Regions from separate parts of the Homo sapiens genome. Here region 1 is linked to region 2. A link is a loop called in an ENCODE intact Hi-C map of the cell type or tissue named here. Cell type or tissue: PC-9. All regions are shown on one strand. Links, peaks and the distances in the headings refer to the core of each region. The heading gives the core; the rest is flanking DNA. Region 1 overlaps ANKRD33B (ankyrin repeat domain 33B). Region 2 holds the start of MIR6131 (microRNA 6131).

Region 1 (12,224 bases), core at 2,470-10,469, 120 kb before region 2:
ATCAGGATGGCACTGGCGCCCAAGGCTGGCACTAAGATGTGGCAAAGGAGGCCCTGGGGCACCAAATTTAAAGAGGCGCTCCCTCTCAGGCACCACAGAGAGTAGGTGCCTCTGTAAATGCTGCCCCTGGACCTGAAGCTCTGTCAAGGGTGTTGCGATTGTTTTCTCGACACCACTTGTTTTTCATTTACCATCCCGTTTTACGTTTCGATGCAGTCATATTATTAATCTTTTCCTTTATAGGAATGCTTTTTGTCATGCGTTTAAGCAATGCCTCCCATTCAAAAACCCTAAAGATATTCCTCTGTATTTAATTTCAACAGTTTCAAGTTTTTTTTTTTTTCATAGTGAGGTCTTGAATCCACCATGGTTTTTATTATAGAAGTTTAATTTTACCTTTTTCTGTTTTCCTAGCACAATATATGAACACATCCATTCTTTTCCCATTGGTAGTAACAGCATGCTCAAGCTCATCCCACCTCCCCATAAACACAGGAATGAACCTGAGAGTTGCTCCCATTGGTCTAACAATCTACCTCAGCCCCAAGGCAATCCTGATTCGCTACTGCAGCCTTGTGTTTTGCAGGGAAGAAACCTTCCTTGCTCTTCCCCTTCAGAACTACCACGGCTCTTTTTTTTTTTTTTTTTTAGATGGAGTCTCGCTCTGTTGCCTAGGCTGGAGTGCAGTGGCACAATCTTGGCTCACTGCAATGTCCGCCTCATGGGTTCAGGCGATTCTCCTGCCCCAGCCTCCTGAGTAGCTGAGACTACAGTCATGCACCACCACGCCCATTTTTTTTTTTTTTTTTGTATTTTTTTAGTGGAGACAGGGTTTCACCATGTTGATCAGGCTGGTCTCGAGCTCCTGACCTCAAGTGATCCACCCGCCTCAGCCTCCCAAAGTCCTAGGAATATAGGCGTGAGCCCCCGTACTCAGCCTGCTGTTGCTATTCTTGATTACCAAGCTTCGTTTTAAAAGTCAAATTCAGTTCTCAGTCCTTCTAGAAGGAGTGGTGATGAAGATTGTGCAAAACACCAGACCACAGGTCACGAGAGGACGCCTAAGACGACATGCTCAGGCTGCCAGGAATAGGCATTTGTGCTCCTCCTAGAGAGGGCTAAAGGAAACTGCTGCTAGGAGGCACTCAGTAACAAGGAGCTTTAAATAAGAAGATGAACTCACAGACAGTCCAGCAGGAAAACAAGCAGCTGGAAGCTCATCGTCCAGTGTGTTTCACTGTCCCAAGTAGACTTCAGTATTCCTCAAAAATGTCCCTGACAACACTCTCTATTCTCTTCCACTTATCATATACAGTAGCATGCACAGGAGGAAGATTCACTCAAGTATGGGCGACGGTCTGTGAAGAAGCTGGTGAAAGTACACACACAAAGTCTTTTTTAATTGTTTGAACCAGGACAATTCAGTTGCACTGGATTCAGCTGCAGTACTCACTGGCGTTATTCCGTTATCTATTTCTTCCTGCCTCTTGGTAAAATTGCATTTCCCCACCCTTTCTGAGTTCTGACTTGACCATCTGGTTTGCTTTGGGTAATTAAACGTAAGTGAAATAGCAGGTGTCACTTCCAGGAGGAAGTTTCGAGAGACGGTGGACGATGTGCCACCTTCCCTTTTCTTGACTTGACTGCCCTTGAAGCTCAGAGATGCAACTGCTCCCAGACTGGGCCTCCGGAGTGAGGGCAGAGAGAGCAGAGCCCTGCCCCCTCTAGCCGGCGCACAACAGCATGAATGAGCGAGAGGCAAACCTTTGTTATTTTAAGCCACTGGGACTTGAAGTGGTTTGTTATCACAGCATCACAGTCTATTCTGAGTGTGTGTGTGTGCGTGTAACAGTAGCATACATCATCTATTCATGTGTCAGGTTGCCTACTTTCTTTTTCCCTTGGGAAGAACTGTCCTTTATTTTAAGATTATGTCTTTGATACTTGATTGGGCACAAAATGTACTTATAAAATGGGCTGGGCGTGGTGGCTCATGCCTGTAACCCCAACACTTTGGGAGGCTGAGGTGGGTGGATCACTTGAGGTCAGGAGTTCAAGACCAGCCTGGCCAACATGGTGAAATCCTGTCTCTATTAAAAATACAAAAAAATGAGCCAGGTGTAGTAACGCACACCTGTAATCGCAACTACTCAGGAGGCTGAGGCAGGAGAATGGCATGAACCTGGGAGGCGGAGCTTGCAGCGAGCTGAGATTGCGCCACTGCCCTCTAACCTGGGCGACAGAGCAAGACTCCACCTCAAAAAAAAAAAAAAAAGACAGAGTCTTGCTCTGTCGCCAGGCTGGAGTGCAGTGGCACGATCTCAGGTCACTGCAACCTCCACCTCGTGGGTTCAAGTGATTCTCCTGCCTCAGCCTCCCGAGTAGCTGGGACTACAGGCACTCGCCAACACGCCCAGCTAATTTTTGTATTTTTAGTAGAGACAGGGCTTCACCATGTTGGCCAGGATGGTCTCGATCTCTTGACCTTGTGATCCGCCCACCTTGGCCTCCCAAAGTGCTGGGATTACAGGCGTGAGCTACTGTGCCAGGCCAATATTTGTATTTTTATCTATGCTTTTCTGCTTCAAATAAAGAGATGCCTAATAAACTGTTTTAAATAAAGAAATGACATTTTATTAATAAAATAAATAAATATGTAAAATACATCAAGATAATTCCTTCCAACATGGGGTCACCTTGTAGCCCTGTAATCAGGATTTGATAAATTCAAGGTTGTCAGTAATTCAAAACAATTTCCCTTTAGACTAAATTTTGCATAAAACGTAAATCTTATTATCACTGCAAACCTCTCGCTGGGATTTATGATTTTAGATTAGTAATGTATGAAACCACTACTTTGTTCAACTGTATTCCCTCTGCCAACTTCATGTATATACCTAATCTATTCCTATCTCAGAGGCTCATCTAATTTTCCCAACACTGGGAGTGGTTTCCACGCAGTGATCATACAAGCATTATGTGATGAAAGAAAACTAAGCCTGTTAACCGTTGACCTGAAGGCAGTGACTGTCAGTAACAATTACATGTTCTTCCAACCATTGATTCACTTAATCTTTCTGAAATTAAGCTTGGAATTTTTACAACAGATGTACAAAGCTCGACAGAGAACTTAAAGGAACTAGCAAGGCTAGAAGAGCGGAACACAGAAACTCACTCAGCCAGGCATGGTGGCTCATGCCTGTAATCCCAGCAGTTTGGGAGGTTGAGGCAGGCGGATCACCTGAGGTCAGATGTTCGAGACCAGCCTGGCCAACATGGTGAAACCCTGTCTCTACTAATCATACAAAAATTAGCTGGGCATGGTGGCGAGTGCCTGTAATCCCAGCTACTTGGGAGGCTGAGGCAAGAGAATCACTTGAACCCGGGAGGCGGAGGTTGCTGTGAGCTGAAATCTTGCCACTGCACTCCAGCCTGGGCAACAACAACAAAACTCCACCTCAAAAAAAAAAAGGAAGAAGAAAAGGAAAGAAAGAAACTCAATGAGAAAGAGGTCATGCAGGGGATGAATTACAACAGCAAAAACACAGACCCTGTCCTAGTACCATGTATGTCTGTCATGAGTATACTTTTCTTATTCATTCCATACCCTGTACTTCTAATATTCACAACCACAACTGTGGTAGCCAGCCTCCTGGATGGCCCCAATGATCTTCGTTTCCTCCTGGTATTCACATCCTTGGTGATCACCTCCCATGCTGCATCAGGGCTGGCCCCATATGGCAGGAGTAATGGTGTGTGCCTTCCAAGGCCAGATCCTAAAAGATCTTGCAGCTTTCACCCTGGTCTCCTGGATTGCAGGCTCCTGAGGAAGCCGGCCGCCACGCCCTGTGGACACTCAAGCAGCTCTATGGAGAGACCCACAGGGAGAGGAACTGAGGCCCCCAGCTAACTGCCAGCACCAATGTGCCAGCCACGAGAGAGAGCCACTTTGGAAGAGGACCCTGTGGCCTCAGTCAAGCCTTCAGACAACTACAGCCACAGCCAGCATCCCACTGCAACTCACGAGAAACCCTCAGTCAGAACTGCCCAACCAGGTTCCCACATTCCCGAGCCATAGACACTGTGAGAGAAAATAAATGATAATTATTATTTAAAGCCACTGTGTTTTGGGGTGATGCATGTAGCATTAGATAATACAAACATCAACAAGTCATAAGGATAGAATAATGACAAAATCCAGTTACAATTTTCCAAAGCCTGTCATATTAACATATAATTCTATGTTTCTGTCTTGAGAACTGGATCATTCATTAAAGTTGAATATATGTTTATATAAGACAATATATAATTAAATAAAACATATTAGTATTTTATTATTAGCCATTGAGATCTACTAGATGTTAGGTGCAGCGAGATTAGATATAATTAATTCTGCAACTCAGCTAAGAAAATCTCCTCTCTGGACTTCACTATACTCCCAGAAGACACCAGGAGAGTGCTATATTTTTCTTTTTTTTTTCTTTTTTTTTTTTTTCAAAAAGGTTCTCCTTTTGGTCAGGCACAGTGGCTCACACCTGTAATCCCAGCACTTTAGGAGGCTGAGGTGGGAGGATTGCTTGAGGTCAGGGGATCGAGACCAGCCTGGTCGACATGGCGAAACCCCATCTCTACCAAAAAATATAAAAATTAGCCGGGTGCGGTGGCGCATATCTGTGGTCCCAGCTACTCGGGAGGCTGAGGTGGGAGAATCACTTGAACCCAGGAAGCGGAGGTTGCAGTGAGCCGAGATCACGCCACTGTACTCCAGCCCGGGTGACAGAGAAAGACTCTGTCTGAAAAAAAAAAAAAAAAAAAGCCAGGCGCGGTGGCTCACACCTGTAATCCCAGCACTCTGGGAGGCCAAGGCGGGTGGATCACAAGGTCAGGAGTTTGAGACCAGCCTGGCCAACATGGTGAAACTCCGTCCCTACTAAAAATACAAAATTAGCTGGGTGTGGTGGCAGGCACCTGTAATTGCAGCTACTGGGGAGGCTGAGGCAGGAGAATCGCTTGAACCCAGGAGGCAGAGGTTATAGTGAGCCGAGATTGCACCATTGCACTCCAGCCTGGGCAAAAAGAGTGAAACTCCATCTCAAAAAAAAAAAAAAAGTTCTCCTTTTGAAATTATTTTAAAAAGTTTAAAAAAAAACATTTTTCTATGGTATAATCTTACATTTATCAAATATTAGTAAAATTGAGGTATATAAAGAATTTTAATCATGAGGAAAGGCTTAAATTACCATAAGATAAATATACATTTAAAACAATTATATAAAATCATCTATTAACACTGCATGACAAAAAACAAGAGAGAAATGCACTAAGCCTTCAGTAGTAATTGATTCTGAATAGGTTATAAAAAGTTGTAAAAAGTCTCATTTTTCCCTACAATGAACATCTATTTTTATTTAATAATCAGAAAATACAAAATGTTTAAGGATGGGGCTGGGCACAGTGGCTCACCCCTGTAATCCCAGTACTTTGGGAGGCCAACGCAGGTGGATCATCTGAGGTCAGGAGTTCAAGACCAGCCTGGGCAACATGGCAAAACCCCGTCTCTACTAAAAATACAACAATTAACCTGGCATGGTGGTGCACACCTATAATCTGAGCTACTCAGGAGGCTGAGGCAGGAGAATCACTTGAACCTGGGAGGCGTAGGTTGCAGTGAACTGAGATCACTCCACTGCACTCCAGCCTGGGCGAGGGAATGAGACCCTGTCTCAAAAAAAAAAAATTTTTTTTAAGGATGAAAAAATTCTGATGAAGCTTCCCAGTCTCCTGCTTAACTACACAAGTGGATTCACGGGCTGTGAGAAAACTGTACAGAAGACAGAAAGCTGCCTCCCATCCTTTTCTAGAAAGAGTTGGGAGAATATAAATAGACCATCAGGCCGGGCACGGTGGCTCACACCTATAAACCCAGATCCTTGGGAGGCTGAGACGGGAGGATGGCTTGAGCTCAGAAGCTCGAGACCAGCCTGGGCAACATGGCAAAACCGCGTCTCTACAAAAATATACAAAAAGTAGCTGGGTGTGGTGGTGCACACCTGTAGTCCTAGCTACTCTAGAGGCTGAGGCAGGAGGATTGCTTGAGTTTGGGAGGTCAAGTCTGCAGTGAGCTGTGATCATGCCACTGCACTCCAACCTGGGTGACAGACTGAAACACTGTCTCAAAAAAAAAAAAAAATGACAAGCAATCAATGGAAAGCAAATTGGACCTTCAGGATCTATAGACTATGATCAGCTTTATAAGTTCCTTGCAAAATGCTGCATACAATTTCATGAAAGGAATCTACATTGTCCACTCGTTTCAGACTCAAAGACTTGAAACCCTTTTTGAATGTTTTACCTACTCTGCCAAAGCGGTTCCCACTCCGGAGGCTCCCAGCCAGCTGCTCTGAGGCAGGCTCTCAGACGACAGCATGTTCTATTCATGAGAAATAAAATTCTCCAACTATTTTCAAGGCAATGTTTTCACAAATATTGGGCCTGTCATGCACAAATACTGGTCCACCTCACAAAAAGTGTGGCCTAATTTAGTACAACCCAAACCAATGGATGCAGAATTAACAACCTGGCTAATGATTGAGCCAAACGACCTATTTACTGTTTTCTGCCAGGCGCAGGTTTGACTTTGGCCACTCATAGTGCAGTCCCAGGACCAGCGGCATCAGCGTCCCCTGGGAGCGTGTTAGAAATGCAGATCCTCAGGCCTCAGCCCAGGCTCCTGGCTGGGAGCCTGCAATTACTTTTGTCTACAGGACCTAAAGTGTGAGCATGCTCCGCTGACGCCCTGGGTGAGGCCCCGGGATGGACAGTGGTGGTGTTATCTCTACACCCAGGCACCGAGGTTGCTCAGTCACCCCTTCGGGGACACAGGACACAGAGCTCAGCTTGTGTTCTTGTTCATTTTTACTTGATTGGCTTTCTTTCAGTGGGGCAACGCACCCACCTTCTTGTCTTGCCCAGTCTCTGCTATATATAAATCCAAATAAATTCTTACCTAGTCCTGGCCTGGATGCCTACAGCACTCCCTCACATGCCCCCTAACTGGTCTTGTTCTCATGTGCACCAGCTCCTGGGTGCTCTACCAAGAGTCATCCCTGGCCCCATGGGGGGAAATGGCAGCCCCCTGTCATAGGCTGGGGTGGAGTGGTCAAAGGAGAAGGGCAGATCTCGAGATATTGTGGCTTGTACTTTGTCTTACAGATTTAGGAATATATAGGTGTCGTCACACTTAAAATGTGTGTGACTAAACCAGCACATCCACGGAGAGCATGCCCCGCAGGGAGGAGGGCTGCACCGCTTTCAGCTGGCTGTCGTCATCACCCATGAGCATTTATTCACCATCAGCAGGCTTACTGGTCCCTGGCTGTGTGTTCAAAATACAAAGATTGCTGAAATGCGACTCCCTCCCCTCAGGACATTCAGTCTGGGGAAGGAGGCAGAGAAGTAAACAATGAGAATGCCAGGCTCGGCCCAGAGGATGGTGGGAGCACAGATGACTGGCAACTTGCCCAGGCTGGGAGGAGTTGGCACCCAGCCAGGTTGAGCCTCGTTAGCCAAGCAATGGTGGGAGGTCCGCAGCGCCAGGGATGGTGGAGGGACCGTGTCCCAGGCGGGAGGCAAGCATGTGCAAAGGCGTGGAGCTGACGAGTGGGGAATTCTGGGTCATGACGGGCTTCCACGAGGGCTGAGGAGGCTGAAGTGCATCCAAAGTTGGTGGAGAACCACGCAGGGTCTTAGAAAGCAGCGTGATCAGATTTTCCTGCTAACTATCTGGCTCTCAGGTGGGAGCTGGTGTGGGAGGAGACAGCCTTGCCACATTTTCTTCTATTTTCAAAATATTCTTTAAATATATGCCCCCCAACCCTATTCTTTTTAAACTGAGTTGGCAACTCATTTGTGATTTAAGGTGTAACTGAAACTGACATCTGTCTGTCTGACTCATAGCTGTCAGGGCGGTGGCTTCCACATGACATTCTGGGCTTTGGGATGTCTGTTCTGCAGGTGTTCATTAATGTCTTCTAACTTGATTTTTTTTTAATGTACAAAATTTAAATTATAACCTTTTCCAAATGTGAAAGGGCTCGATATCGTTAGTCACAGGGAAATGCAAATTAAACCCACAATGAGATACCGCCATACACCCACCAGAATGGTTAAAATTAAAAAGACTGACAATACCAAATGTTGGCAAGGGTGTGGAACTCTCATGTTCCCAGCAGGTGGGAGTGTAAAATGGAAGAACCACACTGGGAAACTGGCAGTTTCTATTAAAGTTTAACACATGTCTACCTTATGAGCCAGCAACTCCATTCACGGATACTCTCTCAAAATAAATTAAAGTCTATATCCACATGAAGATGTATACAAGAATGTTCAGGACAGCTTTATCCATAATATCCCAAAATTGCAAACAACCCAAATATTCATCAAGAGACTAGATAAGCAAAGTCTGCTATAATCAAACTTGGGAATACTACTGAGCAACAAAAGAAGAACAAAATCCTGATACACACAGCAATGCCAGTGGATCTCATGCATATTACATTGAACAAAATATGCCAGACACCAAAAAGTGCACGCTGCTGGATTCTATTTAATGAAATCCAAGGACAGGCAAGATTAATACTGTATATGGTAATAAAAAATTGTGAAGGGGGTTATTAGAAAATGGCACAAGAGAACTTCCTGGGGTAATGGAATCATATCTTAATCTGAGTGACATTTACATGTGCATATTCATTTGTGAAAATTCACTGAACTACACCCTTAAGAGTTGTGCATTTCACTGTATGTAAATTATCTCTCAATGAAGTAATGATAGCAGAAAAAGCAACTTTGCCTATGCAGACATACAAATGCTGAATAAGCCTGTGAAAAAATGCTCAACATCATTAGTCACTGAGTCATGAGAAATGCTCATCTAAACCACAATAAGAAATCACTTCACCCCTATCAGGATGGCTACCATTTAAAACACACCTATATAAAAAAATAACAAGTGTTTGTTTGGTAAGGATGTGAAGAAACAAACCCTTGTGCATTGCTGGTCAGAGTCTAATGTGGTGCAGCCACTGTGGAAAATAGCTTGGTTGTTCCTCAGAAAGCTAAACATAGAATTGCCACATGATCCAGTAATTCCACTCCTAGGTATATGCCCAAATGAGTTTAAAGCAGAGGTTGAAACAAAGATTTGTACACTCATGTTCCTAACAGCATTATTCACAGTAGTGAAAACATGGAATACCCAAATGTCCATCAACAGATAAATGGACAGGCAAAATGTGGTATATACATATGATGGAATATTATTCAACCTTTAAAAAAAGGAAATTCTGATACATTTTATAATATAGATGAACACTGAGCATATCATGCTAAGTGATATTACCCATATACAAAAAGACAAATATTGTATGATTCTATTTATGCAAATATGTAGGATAGGCAAATTCATAAAGGCAGAAAATAGGTTAGAGGTTATCAGGGGCTGAGGGGAAGAGGGTAGGAGGAGGAAGAGGGACTGGGGGGAGAGGGATGATAAAAACATTTTGGAAATAGTGATAATGTTTGCACAACATTGCAAATGCCACTGAACTGTACACTGGTTACAATGGTTAAAATGAACAATTTTATGTTATATATATTTCACCACAATTTTAAAAATTAATAATGGAATATGCCCCAAACTATCAAGTTGTATACTTTAATGGATGAATTGTCAATAAAGTTGTTAACTATGGAAAGAAAAAAAAAAGCAACCTAGTGGTACACACAACATGGCTAAATCTCAAAACCATTATGTTGAGTGAAAGAATCCAGGCACCAGAGCGCACACTGTGTGATTCCACTGAATTTTCAATACTGGCTAAACTAATCCATGGTGACAGAAATCTGAACAACAGGTCTTTGCCTCTGATGAGACAGGGACTGAGTAGAAAGGAGCAAGAGGAAACTTACTATGGTGATGGAAATGCTCTATATCTTGAGTAGGGGGATGACTGCACAGGTGTATATATTTGTCAAAATCATACGGCTGTTCACTTAGAATTTCTGTACTTTATCATATGTCAATTATACCTCAACAGAGTATTTTTTTATTTTTTCTTTAAGACAGGATTTCTCTGTGTTGCTCAGGCTGGTCTCAAACTTCTGGGCTCAAGTGATTCACCTGCCTCAGCCTCCCAAAGTGTTGGGATTACGGACATGAGCCACCATGCCTGGCTAACCAAGTATTATTAACATAAAATATGATTGGCCAGGTGTAGTAGCTAATGCCTGCAATCCCAGAACTTTGGGAGGCTGAGATGGGAGGATTGCTAGAGCCCAGGAGTTCCAAGACCAGTCTGTGCAACATAGTAAGACTCTGTCTCTAAACATTAAAAAAAATTTTTTTAATTAAAAGCAAAACAAAACAAAACAAAAATCATGGCCAGACACAGTGACTCACGCCTATAATCCCAGCACTTTGGGAGGCCGAGGCGGATGGATGATCTGAGGTCAGGTGTTCGAGACCAGGCTGGCTAACATGGTGAAACTCCATCTCTACAAAAAATACAAAAATTAGCCAGGCATGGTGGTGCATGCCTGTAATCCCAGCTACCTGGGAGACTGAGGCAGGAGAATCGCTTGAACCCAGGAGGCAGAGGTTGCCATGAGCCGAGATTGTGCCATTGCACTGCAGCCTGGGCAACAGAGCAAGACTCCATCTCAAAAAAAAACAAAAAACAAAATATAAAATATGGTTAAAACGCAACAAGGCATTGAGAGTGCTAGAAGGGGCAGGCTAGAAGTCAGAAAATACTCAAAAGTCTCCTAGGAGTCACTAGGTAGAGATGACGCCACTGAATGGGGTGGTCACATCCAGGTACTGAGAGGAGAAGGCAAACTTAGAAGAGATGGAGGCTGGAGAACAGACATCTGGATGTGGGAGGAGGCAGGAAAAAGTAGTGGTAATTGGCTTCTGACTCCAACCCCTCAGAAGGATCAAAGTCATATGCCAAGAAAAGGAACATAGCAAGAAAATCTAGTACTCCTGGTAAACATGTCAAGGTCCAGAAATCCAAAACTAAAAGAAAAAAACACATGTATGTACAAGATATAACCAAGAATTAGAGGTTCACATTAGAAAGCATAATTAGTTTGTGCTGTGGTCTGAGAGACTGTTTGTTATGATTTCAGTTCTTCTGCATTTGCTGAGGAGTGTTTTACTTCTGATTATGTGAGCAACTTTAGAGTAAGTGCCATGTAGTGATGAGAGGAATGTATATTCTGTTGTTTTAGGGTGGAGAGTCCTGGAGATATCTATGAGGTCTGCTTGATCCAGAGCTGAGTTCAGGTCCTGAATATTTGTTAATTTTCTGTCTTGATGATCTAATATTGTCAGTGGGGTGTTAAAGTCTCCCATTATTATTGTGTGGGAGTCTAAGTCTCTTTGTAGGTCTCTACAAATTTGCCTCATGAATCTGGGTGCCCCTGTATTGGGTGCATATATATTTAGGATAGTTAGCTCTTCTTGTTGAATCGACTCCTTTACCATTATGTAATGCCCTTCTTTGTCTTTTTTTATCTTTGTTGGTTTAAAGCCTGTTTTGTCAGAAACTAGAATTGCACTCCCTGCTTTTTCCTGTTTTCCCCTTGCTTGGTAAATTTTCCTCCATCCCTTCATTTTCAGCCTACATGTGTCTTTGCATGTGAGATGAGTCTCTTGAAGAAAGCACACTGATGGGTCTTAACTCTTTACCCAGCTTGCTATTCTGTGTCTTTTAATTGGGACATTCAGCCAATTTACATTTAAGGATAATATTGCTATGTGTGAGTCTGATCCTGTCATCACGATGCTAGCTGGTTATTTGCAGAGTTGTTTATGTTGTTGCCTCATAGTGTCACTTGTCTGTGTACTTCAGTGTGTTGTGGCTGGGAGTGTTTTTTTCCTTTCCATATTTAGTGCTACCTTCAGGAGCTCTTGCAAGCCAGGCCTGATGGTGACAAATTCCCTCAGCATTTGCTTTTCTGAAAAGGATCTTATTTCTCCTTCACTTATGAATACTTAGATTGGCTGGATATGAAACTGAGTTGGAATTTTTTTTTCTTTAAGAATGTTGAATATTGTCCCCCAATCTCTTCTGGCTTGTGGGGTTTCTGCTGAGAGGTCCACTGTTAGTCTGACGGGATTCTCTTTGTGGGTAACCTGGCCTTTCTCTCTGGCTGCCCTT
Region 2 (12,224 bases), core at 2,534-10,533:
CTCCCGGTACCCTGCCCTGTAGAATTTTTCTGCCACACAGAGGTTGCCTGCCACATGGAGAATGCCCACCTGCAGGGGAGGAATGACACCAGGCACAGAGAAACCTAGATCAAAGGGGGAGCCACAGGGTGTCTCGGCTCCATTCGCAAGCCACGTTATTCTTCCTGATGTCCCTGCAGTCACTACGGTTCTTAGAGCTCCCCAGAGTCCTAACACATTCCCTTTTCAGTCTAGTTGTTTGAATTTGATTTCTATCTTTTGCAACGGAAAAAGTCCTAACACATTTCCACTTTGGAAATCTTCGGATAGCAGCCATGTTGGGTCACAGGATATCATTCTCCTTATTGCCATTCAGAGACCTTTCCAATCTAACTCCATGTCCCTCACCTCTTCCCATGGAAATTTAGCTCCTGCACTTGACTCTTCCAAGGTACAGATATAGCCGGGGTTCTTTCATGCACCTGCTGGACTATTCCAGACCCCTGTGAAGCTCTCCCGGGTGCTTGCTGAGCAATCCCAAGTGCCTGCAGGACTCTTCCAGTTCTTTGGTGGTTGTTCGTTTTTGAGACAGGGTCTCACTCTGTCGTCCAGGCTGGAGTGCAGTGGTGCAATCACGGCTCACTGCAGCCTTGTTCTCCTAGGCTCAGGCGATCATCCCACCTCAGCCTCCTGAGTCACTAGGACTACAGGCATGCACTACCATGCCTGGCTAATGTTTTGTATTTTTTGTAGAGACAAGGTTTCGCCATGTTGCCCAGGCTGGTCTTAAACTCCTGGGCTCAAGCGGTCTGCTCACCTCGGCCTCCCAAGTAGCTGGGACTACAGGCATGCAGCACCACGCTCAGCTAATTTTTTAATTTTTGTAGAGAGCGGTGGGTTGGGGGGGGTCTCACTAATGTTGCCCAAGCTGGTCTCAAACGCCTGGGCTCAATTTCCAGTCCTTTTGTTTCCTCCCAATACTTGAGTGTCTGCACCTGGACAACAACATTATCCCATGTCATTGTTATAGTTAGCATCTCTCTTTCCCCTGGCTAGGCTGTAGACACTCCAGAGAGACATTGGGCCTGGTAGCCCAGGGTCCTAGTGGATTTCAGATCATAGAACATGCCCAACACGTTATTGATGGACCACGCAGATTCTCAGTGTGGCTTTTGAACTCTATGTTGGTGAACATACTGTGTTTCGGTGAATGTTTGCGAATGCTCGCAGAAAGGCCATAACCCACCTCCCTGCCTCAGCCTCCACCTCTGGAAAATGGAGGAAATAAAAGCTCTCCCTCATGGGCTTGTCAGGAGGACTCAGTGCCCGCGAAACATTCAGGACAGTGTCTGGCATCCAGTAAGCATCTCAGAGCATTTTGTGTGTCATTTACATTTTCTTTCCTCCCCCACCTCCTCTGTTTCACTCACCCTTTCCTTCTCATCTTCTCCTGCTATTTCTTCACCCCATCCCTGTCTGTCAGCCGAGGGAATCATTGGATAGCACGGGCACCCACCTCTGCAACAGGGAAATGCCTGGGGCTGGCTGTTTGGCAGCTGAGAATGTCTGCTGAGATACCCCTAAATAGAAGACTCCCTCCAACTCCGTGTATCTATCCCATCTGCTGCTTTCCAACCTCACCCCACTGCCCCAGTTTAGAGCCTCTGTCTAGACAGGTGCAGATGCTCTGACCCTCTAGACGTAATCCCTGGTTTATCTCGCTGGGAGCACCAGGCTGGAGACCCCTGCAGAGGACACGTCGCAGTTGTGCTGGCCCAGGGAGTTAGCGCAGGCTCCAGCATTCTCTCAACCCCCAAACAATCTTCGCTTAAAAGGTGAAAACGCTCATTTTCTTTTGCACACGTGCTTTTGGCTCTGATGACTCCATTCCCACCAGTCAGAGTCTCTTAATAAACATGAGCATGTGAGTAGTCAGTGCTGACTGTCTGGTTATATTCTCTGAGCAGCCAGGTAAGCTTGGGCATGTCCTTCTGTCATCCAAGTGTGCAGCCCTGGACCCCAGAGTCAGGGCACTGGGCAGGGAGGGGCCCTCTTGGTGAACCCCCTAGGTCAGCAGCTGGCAGCACACCTGGAAGCTGCTTCCTCACAGCTGGATCATGCTGCTAAGTTCTACCACGCTGAGCTTTCAGAGTGACTCCGTGTTGTCATCCTTCTCTTCATATAAGGACAAGAGTCATTGGATTCAGGGCCCACCTTAAATCCAAGATTATTTTATCTCATGATTCTTCACTGATTGCAACTGCAAAGACAGAACTTTCGAGTAAGGTCACATTGACAGATTCCGAGTTGACCTGAAATTTGAGGGGAAATTATTCTACCCACTACCGTGTCCATCCCTCCCCTTCCCACCAGGACCCCAGTTCCAAGAGCCCTTTCTCTGCCCTCATGCCAGAGCCCTGGCACCCAAGTTTGTTGGGCCATTAGACCATTACATCAGAGTTCCCCACTCCCCTAAAACCTGATCTCTCCTAACCTTTCAGAGCCCCACATGCCACTTAAAAATTCCCCAGAATTTATGGGAAAGAAATGTACATGACATTGATGTTATCAAAATGTCCATGAGTGACATCCACTTTTTGTTTTTCTGATCCGCTTTGTGTTTTCTGGAGCAGGTCTTTAATATACCAGAAAGGCCTTCCTAAGAGGAACTGTTTATGATACAGGAAATAGTAGCATTCGAAAAGGTTTATCTTTTACGGTTTTCGTTTTGTTTTGTTTTGATTTTTAATTGCGGTAAACTATGATAAGAAAGTGTAGCATTTTAACCTTTTTTTTTTTTTTTTGACGGAGTCTCGTCTGTCACCAGGCTGGAGTGCAGTGGCATGATCTTGGCTCACTGCAATCTCCACCTCCTGGGTTTAAGCGATTCTCCTGCCTCAGCCTCCCGAGTAGCTGGGATTACAGGTGCAACCATCACACCCGGCTGATTTTTGTATTTTTAGTAGAGACAGGGTTTCCCCATGTTGGCCAGGCTGGTCTCGAACTCCTGACCTCAAGTGATTCACCTGCCTCGGCCTCCCAAAGTGCTGGGATTATAGGCATGAACCACTGTGGCTGGCCTGACTCTCCTCTTGTTCCAGATTGTCTTTTCAGATGCAGCAAACAGCCTTGGAGAAGCAAAGAGGTGGTGTCTCCCTACAGAGCAGAGAGCAGGTTTGGTTATTACCTAATATTATAAAGATAACATCTCCCGCTGGGACAAAGGTTAGGTGTGTTTGCTTACTGCCCATTATAAAGCATCTGCATCCCCTGAGCTCAGGGTTTTCCCTCGCTGATGCAAATTCACTGCGCGGCAGCATCCACCTGGGCCCCCCACGTCACCCCCATGGGGTTTTGGGGACATAGGGAACCAGTGCAAACATTAAGCTTGTATTAACCATGTCTTCCATTCTCTGCATTCTGATGCTTTGATATCTGGGACCTTGCTGACCCTGGAGGGACTGCCCCACCCAGTACTAACCAATCCCCAGAGATAGTAAACCAGGCTCCTGCAAACATGCTTTTCAAATGCAAACCAACCAGTTGCAAGCCCATGCCCCAGACACCTCCTCTATTGGGTTTTCACACTCCAGGCCACTATCCACCTGCCTAATCACCCTGGGAGCAAGTACCGGACAACTAGGGACACAAACAAGGCTTTTGCCCACATGTCCGCTGTCTCCTGAGCCTGCTAACAACGCTCGTGGCCCTGCATAGCTCAGCGTGGCCCCTCCTCCTGGGAACTGGGAGTAACAAACTGTCCTTTCAATGACAATCATTTCCTGATCTGTTGGCCTTACTATAACTCAAATATTGCATTAATACACCACATTTTAAAGCAAAACTTATGCTGCTTGCTGTGCTGTGAGTAGCAAAGTCCTTTGTCTCTGCCCCGGGAGTCTCGTGTCATTAGGCAGCATTTGTCAAACTGGCAGGCTAACTTTTAGCCTAGGAGTAGGTAAAATCTCAGACCCTTCATAGCTCTTGACAAGACCCAGGTCTGCTACTGCGGTGGGTTTCATAGGAACTGTGGTGTTTGACGGAAGAAACAGACGATCTGGAAGCAGAGAAGAGGCCCTTCCTGTCTCCCCCTGCTCAAACTGGGTGTGAGAGGAAGTTGGATCCACTGGAAAGAGCTGTGGGTGGGCAGGGAGCTAGGTTGTCTGGCTTTTTTAGAAGGAGGAGGTAAATTTGAGGTCAGAGGGGGATTTGTCAGCCCCAGCTGTGGAGTTCTCAAGCAGATCCTCTCAGACATCAATGAGCACACGAGCTGCCTGGAAATCTGATTCTGACTGGGTCTGAGCTGGATCCCAAGATTCTGCATTTCCAAGGCTCTCCCAGGGGATGCTGATGCTGCGGGTCCTTGGACCACACTCGGAGGAGCCACTCACACTGGAGGACACACTCAACATAAGGCCACACTCGCTGGCATGCCTGGAGGATGGGGAGGGGAGGGCTTCCATACGGCTCCCACCTGGACCCCACTGCCCCCGCCTCACCGACCCACCCCAAGCACACGCAGTCTCAATTCCAATGTGTGCATCTGTTCAGCAACCAAAATAGGATTCTCCAGGCTGTGCCTCCCAGGGGATCCTAGGAATTTCCTGGAACAGAGATGGGGTTTTCAGGATGGCCCTGGTCTCCAGTCCCCTCCTGACAATCCTACTCCGGGAGGTTCATCTGGATCCCCCTCCAGCCTCCTGGAAGTCTGGCTGCGCATCAATTGCCTGGCACATAGATGACAGCCATTAAATGCTTTTCGAATTAATGAAAAAAATCTATCAGTCTATATTTGTGTATTTCGTAGCTCCAGGGGACAATCAAAAGAAAATAAAATCCCCCAGCTGAAATAACTACATTGGTTTATGGCCTATTTATTCATTTATCTGCCCTTGTGGAAGCTAAGAAGTTCCTATTTTTAGCACCTCCCATGCTCAGACATGGGTTATTTTTTGTCTTCAAACTCTCCTAAAGAGTTGACATGTTGGCTGGGCACAGTGGCTCATGCCTGTAATCCCAGCACTTTGGGAGGTCGAGGCAGGCGGATCACCTGAGGTTGGGGGTTCAAGACCATCCTGACCAACATGGAGAAACCCCGTCTCTGCTAAAAAGACAAAATTAGCCAGGCGTGGTGGCGCATGCCTGTAATCTCAGCTACTTGGGAGGCTGAGGCAGGAAAATTGCTTGAATTCAGGAGGCAGAGGTTGCGTGAGCCGAGATCGTGCCATTGCACTCCAGCCTGGACAACAAGAGAAACTCCGTCTCAGAAAAAAAAAAGAGTTGACATGTCCCAGCCTATTACCGCAAAGCCGTGCCGTGCATTTAGTGAGAGGAGACAGTAGGGACAGGAGCTCAGGCAAGAGGCCTCCTCTCCCACAGTGCCCAGGAAATAGTCACAAGGTGAGACGCCCGAAGCAGCTGCCAGCCGAGTCCCAGCCTGGCGTCCTGTGCTCTCCCTCGGGTTTCCAGGGAAGCAGGTGTGGCAGCCCCACCTCTGCCCACCCTGTTCTCACTCCACTTCCAGAGAGGAGGGTGCGGGTGTGAACTCTGCAGCCCGTGTTTGCAACTCTGCCAAGTAGGCGTGACCAAATGGCAATTTAAAAGCCACTCACCTAAAGATGTGGGGTGTCTGAGCCAAGCCTGAGCGCCCATTCTAATCCTGTAGAAATATTTGAAAGAGAATAGTCATCACATCTGGGGGGCTGGGCTCAAGATTTTTCTAGCACTGACTCACTCACAGAACTTGGGCAAGTCTTTACATTCTCCAGGTCTCAATTTCTGCATGGAAGCATGGAGACAGTCATTGTAGACCAGTGTCACTTTCCCTTATATGCTGGGGACTTGAAAGAACTATTACACACTCCAAAGTGACTAATTTATAGCTTAATCACTTGTAACATCTTTCTAACCTACTCACACACGTTACCATAATTATAGCAGCCACCTCAAAAACAAGGACACCAGGATAATCATGAAAACACTAAAAACAGAGTGCTAAAATATAGCTGATTTCGAAGGCATTAATCTTCCTAATCCTTCTGTGTGGACAAGAGGCTGCAAATATTGGTGAAAACATCATCCTCATCATCATCACATATCTTTACAACACCCTATATATTCTTTCCAAAATTGGCCATGCCATTTTGCCATCTTTTCCCGCTCCTGAGATAAGTAGAAAACTATTCTTATTTTCTCCAATTAGCACTTCTTTTAGGCATTGGAAACCTAGCAAGATTTGGGGAGGAAGATTTACTGGCTTGAAGAGTGTTTCCCACCCCAAAATTCATGTCCACCCAGAACCTCAGAATGTGGCCCTATTTGGAAACAGGGCTGTTGCAGATGTCATTAAGATGAGATCATACCACAGTAGGGTGAGCTCTAAATCCAACGACTGCTGCCCTTTACGAGAGGAGAGGATGCACAGTCGTACGCACAGAGAAGACCATGTGAAGAGGGAGGCAGAGATTGGAGTAATGCACCCACACGCCAAGGAATGCCAGGGATTGTCAGCATCACCAGAAGCTGGCAGAAGCAGGAAGGACCCCCACCCCCAGCCAGAGCCTTAGAAGGAAGTGTGGCCCTGCCAATCAAGTCCGGGAAGCTAGAAGTCCAAAAATTTCTAGCCTCCAGGACTGTGAGAGAATAAATCTCTGTTGCGGAAGCCCCTGAGTTTGTGATACTTTGTCGGGGCAGCCCCAGGAAGCTAATACAGAAAGGGTACTGGGAAACTGGGAGCCAGAGGCTCAGAAGGGAGCTCACAGAGGCTGCAGGAACTCAGCTACCACTCAAGTATCTGGAGAGGGCTCAAGGTTTCTCTGGTTGCACCTTGATCCATCCCAGTAGACACACAGTGCAGGGCCCACCACGTGCAGTCATGAAGCCGGGAGGACCCCGGGTCTCTGTCCACTCCCATCTGACCAGCCAGAACCCACCATCTCTGGCTCTACCCATGGAAGGAGGGCACCACCTGACCAAAGCAGAGGGAATGCGGGATGAGAAGGGGCAGCAACGAGTGTGCCTGATGTGCTCGCTGCTGATTAAAGCTTCCTTCAACAGAGAGTTTTATCCTGGAGGATTTTGAATAGTTTTTTTTCTTTTTTTAGACAGAATCTCACTCTGTCACCAAGGCTGGAGTGCAGTAGTGTGATCTTTGCTCACTGCAACCTCTGCCTCCCGGGCTCAAGTGATTCTCCTGTCTCAGCCTCCCAAGTAGCTGGGATTATAGGTGAACGCCACCATACCCAGCTAATTTTTGTATTTTTAGTAGAGATGAGATTTCACCATGTTGCCCAGGCTGGTCTTGAACTCCTGACCTCAAATGATCCGATTGCCTTGGCCTCCCAAAGTGCTGGAATTACAGACATGAGCCACTGTGCCTGGCCTTATCCCAGAGGATTTTCCAGAATATTAAGCATACATGTCCTCTTCCTGCCATCCTCACGGAGCATCTGCCCTCCTGTCATCTTGCTCCTAAGTTTCCCGCCCTTTTCCTCAGGTCCTGAGAGAGTCTTGATGGCTGACCCAAATCCTTCCTTCCTGTCCATCAACAGATGTCAGCTCAGTTCCTGGCTGGCTGCGTGTCCTTGTTCCACCTGTAGTAGGACCGCTTTGCTTTCTTCATCTATACAGTGTGAATAACGGTAGCAGGAGCTACCTATAGATGAAGGTAGCAAGTCTGTGGACTAGCAAGTCCGTGGACCAGGACATGGAGCGCCCCACACAGTGCCCAGGTCAGTGGCCCTCGGTAAATGTGGGTTAACCTCTTTAACATGTTGAAAAAGGTCAAGGTTAACTGCATAGACCCGGGGTCAGCAAACAATGGCCCACAAGGTAAAAATGGTTTTTACACTTGTAAGTAGTTGAAAAAGTTCAAAAAGAAAAATATTTTGTGATGTGGAATTCTATGAACTTAATTTTAGTGTTCATTAATAAAGTTTTATTGGAACACGGCCACACTCACTCATTTTCATATTGTCTATGGCTGCTCTCATGCTACACAGCAGAGCTGAGCAGTTGCAGCAGAGACTGCATGTCTGCAAAGCCCAAAAGATTTACTATATGATGCACTACAGAAAAGGGTTGCAGGTCTCTGATAGACTCGAGCCAAATGATCTAACTTCAACTCCCAGATCCAAGACTTACTAGCTGTTTGACTTTACACAAATTATCTGCCTCCATTTCGTCTCTTTAAAATGGACATGATAGTCCTCATTTTAACATATTTTTGTGAGAATTAGATACATTATTATTTTTAAGGTCTTAGTGCCAGCATATAAAAATACAATTGATGGGTTCGATTATTTTCATGTCTTTGTTTTAATGCTCATTCTAACTCTTTAAATATCACCGTCCTTCTACACCAGAGTAAAATGTAAAAAAATTCTCAAGCCTTCTTTCCACTTGAAACACAAGAAAAGTTCTTTAAAACTGACTTATCATTTTCTTCTTTTCATCGTTGTTCCACATGCAAACAGATCCAGAAACCTTAGCTCAGACTTCTCAAATCCCAGATGGATTGTAATTTGTTATATTGGAGAAAAAAAGAAAATCTGTGCTCCCTAGCAGATGCACAAGGACTGTTTTGTTAGTCACATCTGCCACGTTCCTACTTTTCAGCACTAAAAGAACTTTTTTGCAAGCTCTTCAGATCTTGATTCTGAAATGCAAAAGCAGAATGATGAGGCACGTATTTCCCACCTTGCCAGAGATGTTTTCCTTCTTTACCTAAATGGTCTGGAGTTTACACGCAATCATGCCCCGCAACACATAGAGGGGTCTGGCAGAGCTGGAACAGGAGTTGGGGACATTGAAAGTTGCCCCCTCAACACGCTCTCACTTCTTCCATGTGATCAAGGGCATGTGGCTGCTCAGCTAGAGACTGCATTTCGCAGCCTGCTGTGCAATTCAATGTGGTCACGTGGCTAAGCGCACCGCCTGCCGGCATGTGAGGGGAGGTAATAGACACCACTCCTAAGTATGGGCCTTAAGACAATGGCCTCCTCCCTGCTCTTCACCTTCCTATGAACTGCACCCATGCAGATGAGGGTGAAAGTCCATATGATGGCAAAGCGACAAGATGGACAGGACCTGGATCCCTGAATGATCATGTGGAGCACAGCAGTTCCATCACCAAGGACCCTTCATCTGAGGACTGGTATTTGAGAGAAAATAAACTTCTACGTGCTTTAAGCCACTGTGTGATTTGTTACTTTGTTACTGCAGCTTAGCTTTACTCTAATAGAAAGCCTCTGAGTCCATTACTTTCTGTAGTTTACAGAAGAGGAAACAGAGCGATGGGACAATCCTCCCCAAATCCCATACTTAGTTGCAGAATCAGGTCTGGAACCCAGTCTCTTACCCTGTTGCCCCATGCTCTGTCTGCTTAACTTGGGCATTATTTTTTATTTATTTTTATATTTTATTTTATACTTCTCCCTTCTTTTCTCAAGTGTTGAAGTGGGCATTATGTTTACTCTTTGGAGACAGGCCTATGTCACTTCAGCTCTCTGAAATTATCACCTGGTGCTTGGCACATAGTGCTACTTGCTGCTGGGAACAGTGCATCAGTCTGGGTCCAATCAGGAGAGAGAAACCACAGAGTGATTTGAACAGGGAAAGTTTTATATAAATAATCAGTAAGGACAATAGGGTCGGGGTACGAGGAACTGGCTGGCAAGAAGTAAAGATAATTTTACAGAATATATGAATAGCAGATATGAATAACAGCCATTACCCCAAGGACTGGAATGGTACACCCAGAGAAATCCCCTTGCCCTGAGCTGAGATCCAGGTCTTGTTGAAGAGGGTGTGACTGTGGCTTGTAGAACTGCAGAGAAGTGGCTGTGGTGCCCTGCTAGCGGAACTTGCTAGAAGTCTGCCATCTAGATGGCACCAGGGAAAGGCGTCCCTGGAAAGATGTCTTTCTGGAGGTTTTCTGCTACAAAGCCACCTGAGAGGCTTCTGAAGGGAGCTGCTGGCCACACCAACAATAATAAGCAAGCAATTTCCATTCCCATCTGGAACACATTTATGTTTAACCACTGATCAACTTTTGCCCATCTGTTCTCTATTTTCTTTAGAGACTTTTAAACTTGTTTTTTTAACTGTGTGATTTGTCTCAAAACATGACTTTAAAATATACACCCATTTTTAATACTTGGTCATAAAAAACCACCAAATCAGCAAAAAAGCACAAAATCAAGGCTCAAGCTCAGCCGCTCCTATTCAGTTACAATTTGGGAGGAACTTTGGTCAGAAACTGCATTCCTTTTCTATTGTTCTATAACAAAGTATCGTAAACTTAGCAACATGATCCATATTCATCATCTGACCTTCTCCATGGGTGGAGCGTCCAAGCCCAGCTTGGCTGAGTCCTCTGTTCACCTGGCAAGAAACCTCATCATGGCGTGGGCCGAGGCTGCAATCTCAACAGAGGCTCTAGGTTCGCTTCCAACTCATCCAGGTCATTGGCAGAATTCAGCTCCTGGCAGTGTAGAGCTGAGGTCTCGTTTTTTGGCTGGTAGTCGGCTGGAGGTCACTGTCAAATCCTAGAGGCCATCCTCATGTCCTCAGCACCTGGTGCCCTCGCAGTGACAGCTTATGTCTTCAAAGCCAGTGTGAGAACCCCTCTCTAGTCTGCTACTGCTGAGTCATGTCACAGACCACAATCGAGGGGGTAATTGTCCCACCATGTACTGTCCCGCTGTGTACCTGACTATACACAGACCTACCTACACTCAAGGAAGGAGATTCAATGGGGCGTGTCTGCCAGTGGACGGAATCTTGAAAGCCACCTTAGGATTCTGTCTGCAGCAGAAACTCATTGAAAACCTGTGGAAATTAGAAAATTTTCCTTTTTTTTTTTTTTTTCCTTTTTTTGAGACACAGTCTCACTCTGTAGCCCAAGCTGGAGTGCAGTGGTGCAATCTCAGCTCATTGCAACCTCCACCTCCGGGGCTCAAGCGATTTTTGTGCCTCAGCCTCCTGAGTAGCTGGGACCACAGGTGTGCGCCACCACGCCCAGCTAATTTTTTGTATTTTAGTAGAGACGGGGATTTGCCATGTAACCCAGGGTGGTCTCGAACTCCTGCACTCAGGAGATCCACCTGCCTCAGCCTCCTAAAGTGTTGGGATTACAGGCATGAACCATTGCGCCCAGCCAGAAAATTTTTCTAGAGCAGGTCTATCTTCTCTCCATTCTAGAACTCTCTCTTATCCTCCAAATGAGCCAAGATTCTTTCAGTTCTTCAACTTTCTTCAGCCTCAACCTCTCCCCAACCTCTTGATTCCTTAAAGGGCTGTTATTTTCGGAATCAAAAGAAAACCAAACCCAGGTCTTGCTTCAGGGCTCTGTCCCATTTCTGGTGTCCCCTTTGGACTTGGTTTGCAAGAAAAGAGGTAATAAGTGTGCTCATTTCCTAGGGTTGTTGAAACACATTACCACAAACTTGGTGGCTTCAAACAGCAACAATTTCTTGTCTCACAGTTCTGGGGACCGTAAGTCCAAAATCAAGGTATCGGCAGGACCCTGCTCCCTCTGAAGCTTTTAGGAGGGAATCCTTCCTTGCTTCCTCCAACTTCTGGTGGCTCCAAGCACTCCTTAGTGATGGCAGCATTCCTCCAATCTCTGTCTCTGTCTTCACATGGTGTTCTCCCCTGCATTGGTGTCTCAAACTCCCCTCTGCCTTTCTCTTTTAAGGGCACCAGTTATTGGATTTAGGGTCCACCCTAAATCCAGGATGCTCACATCTTGTGATCCTTAAATTAACGACATCTACAAAGACCCTTTTTCCAAACAAGGCCACATTTGTAAGTTCCAGAGTTGAGACATGGACATATCTTTCTGGGAGTCACTCACTATTCAACTGACTACAACCAGGGAAAAGGCTGATTTCAAAGTCAGGTCAAATCAATTGCAAAGGCCAGGTATTCACCCTGATATTGTGTAAGCCTGGAGGGGGACTTGCCTGCTGGGTCTAACTAAATTGAGAGCTGAGCTGAGGTGGTGCTGGCCTTAGAGAGGAGAAGAACCATGATCCTAGCCCCTGGGAACCCTGGCACTCTGCCTTCCTCTCCTCCTCACCCCGTTAGTGTAGACAGGCTCCATGCTGGGCTCACAGCAGACTGGGAGAGCAGGGCAAGCAGGACCACTGTGTGGTGTTGGACTAGGAACTTAATTAATCTCTCTTTCTCTTCACCTATCTATAATGGCTATGAGGTTAATAACAATAATTTCCACTTGATAA

Evidence for each region. Peaks named below come from ENCODE experiments on the same cell type or tissue, not always from the same donor. Only the 100,000 strongest peaks of a DNase experiment are listed, where the experiment ranks them.
Region 1: it touches region 2 in a loop (5-fold over the local background); 4 of 110 quality-filtered maps call a loop at or near these places.

The regions. Positions count from the first base shown.
Region 1 is chr5:10,596,782-10,609,005 of GRCh38, reverse strand. All of the region lies in intron 1 of ANKRD33B (ankyrin repeat domain 33B), which reads right to left. Among named protein-coding and RNA genes, the nearest start is that of ANKRD33B, 39 kb to the right of the region's middle. RefSeq lists enhancers at 791-1,040, 7,684-7,813, 8,034-8,113 and a silencer at 1,711-1,760. In PC-9, for the core only: no CTCF peak of the experiment used is centred there; DNase peaks (open chromatin) are centred at 7,405 and 8,955; H3K4me3 peaks cover 302 bases; H3K27ac peaks cover 2,353 bases.
Region 2 is chr5:10,472,785-10,485,008 of GRCh38, reverse strand. It overlaps MIR6131 (microRNA 6131), which reads right to left and starts at 6,972; the gene lies at 6,864-6,972. It also overlaps a transcript of ROPN1L not described here. In PC-9, for the core only: no CTCF peak of the experiment used is centred there; DNase peaks (open chromatin) are centred at 3,178 and 5,698; H3K4me3 peaks cover 804 bases; H3K27ac peaks cover 2,755 bases.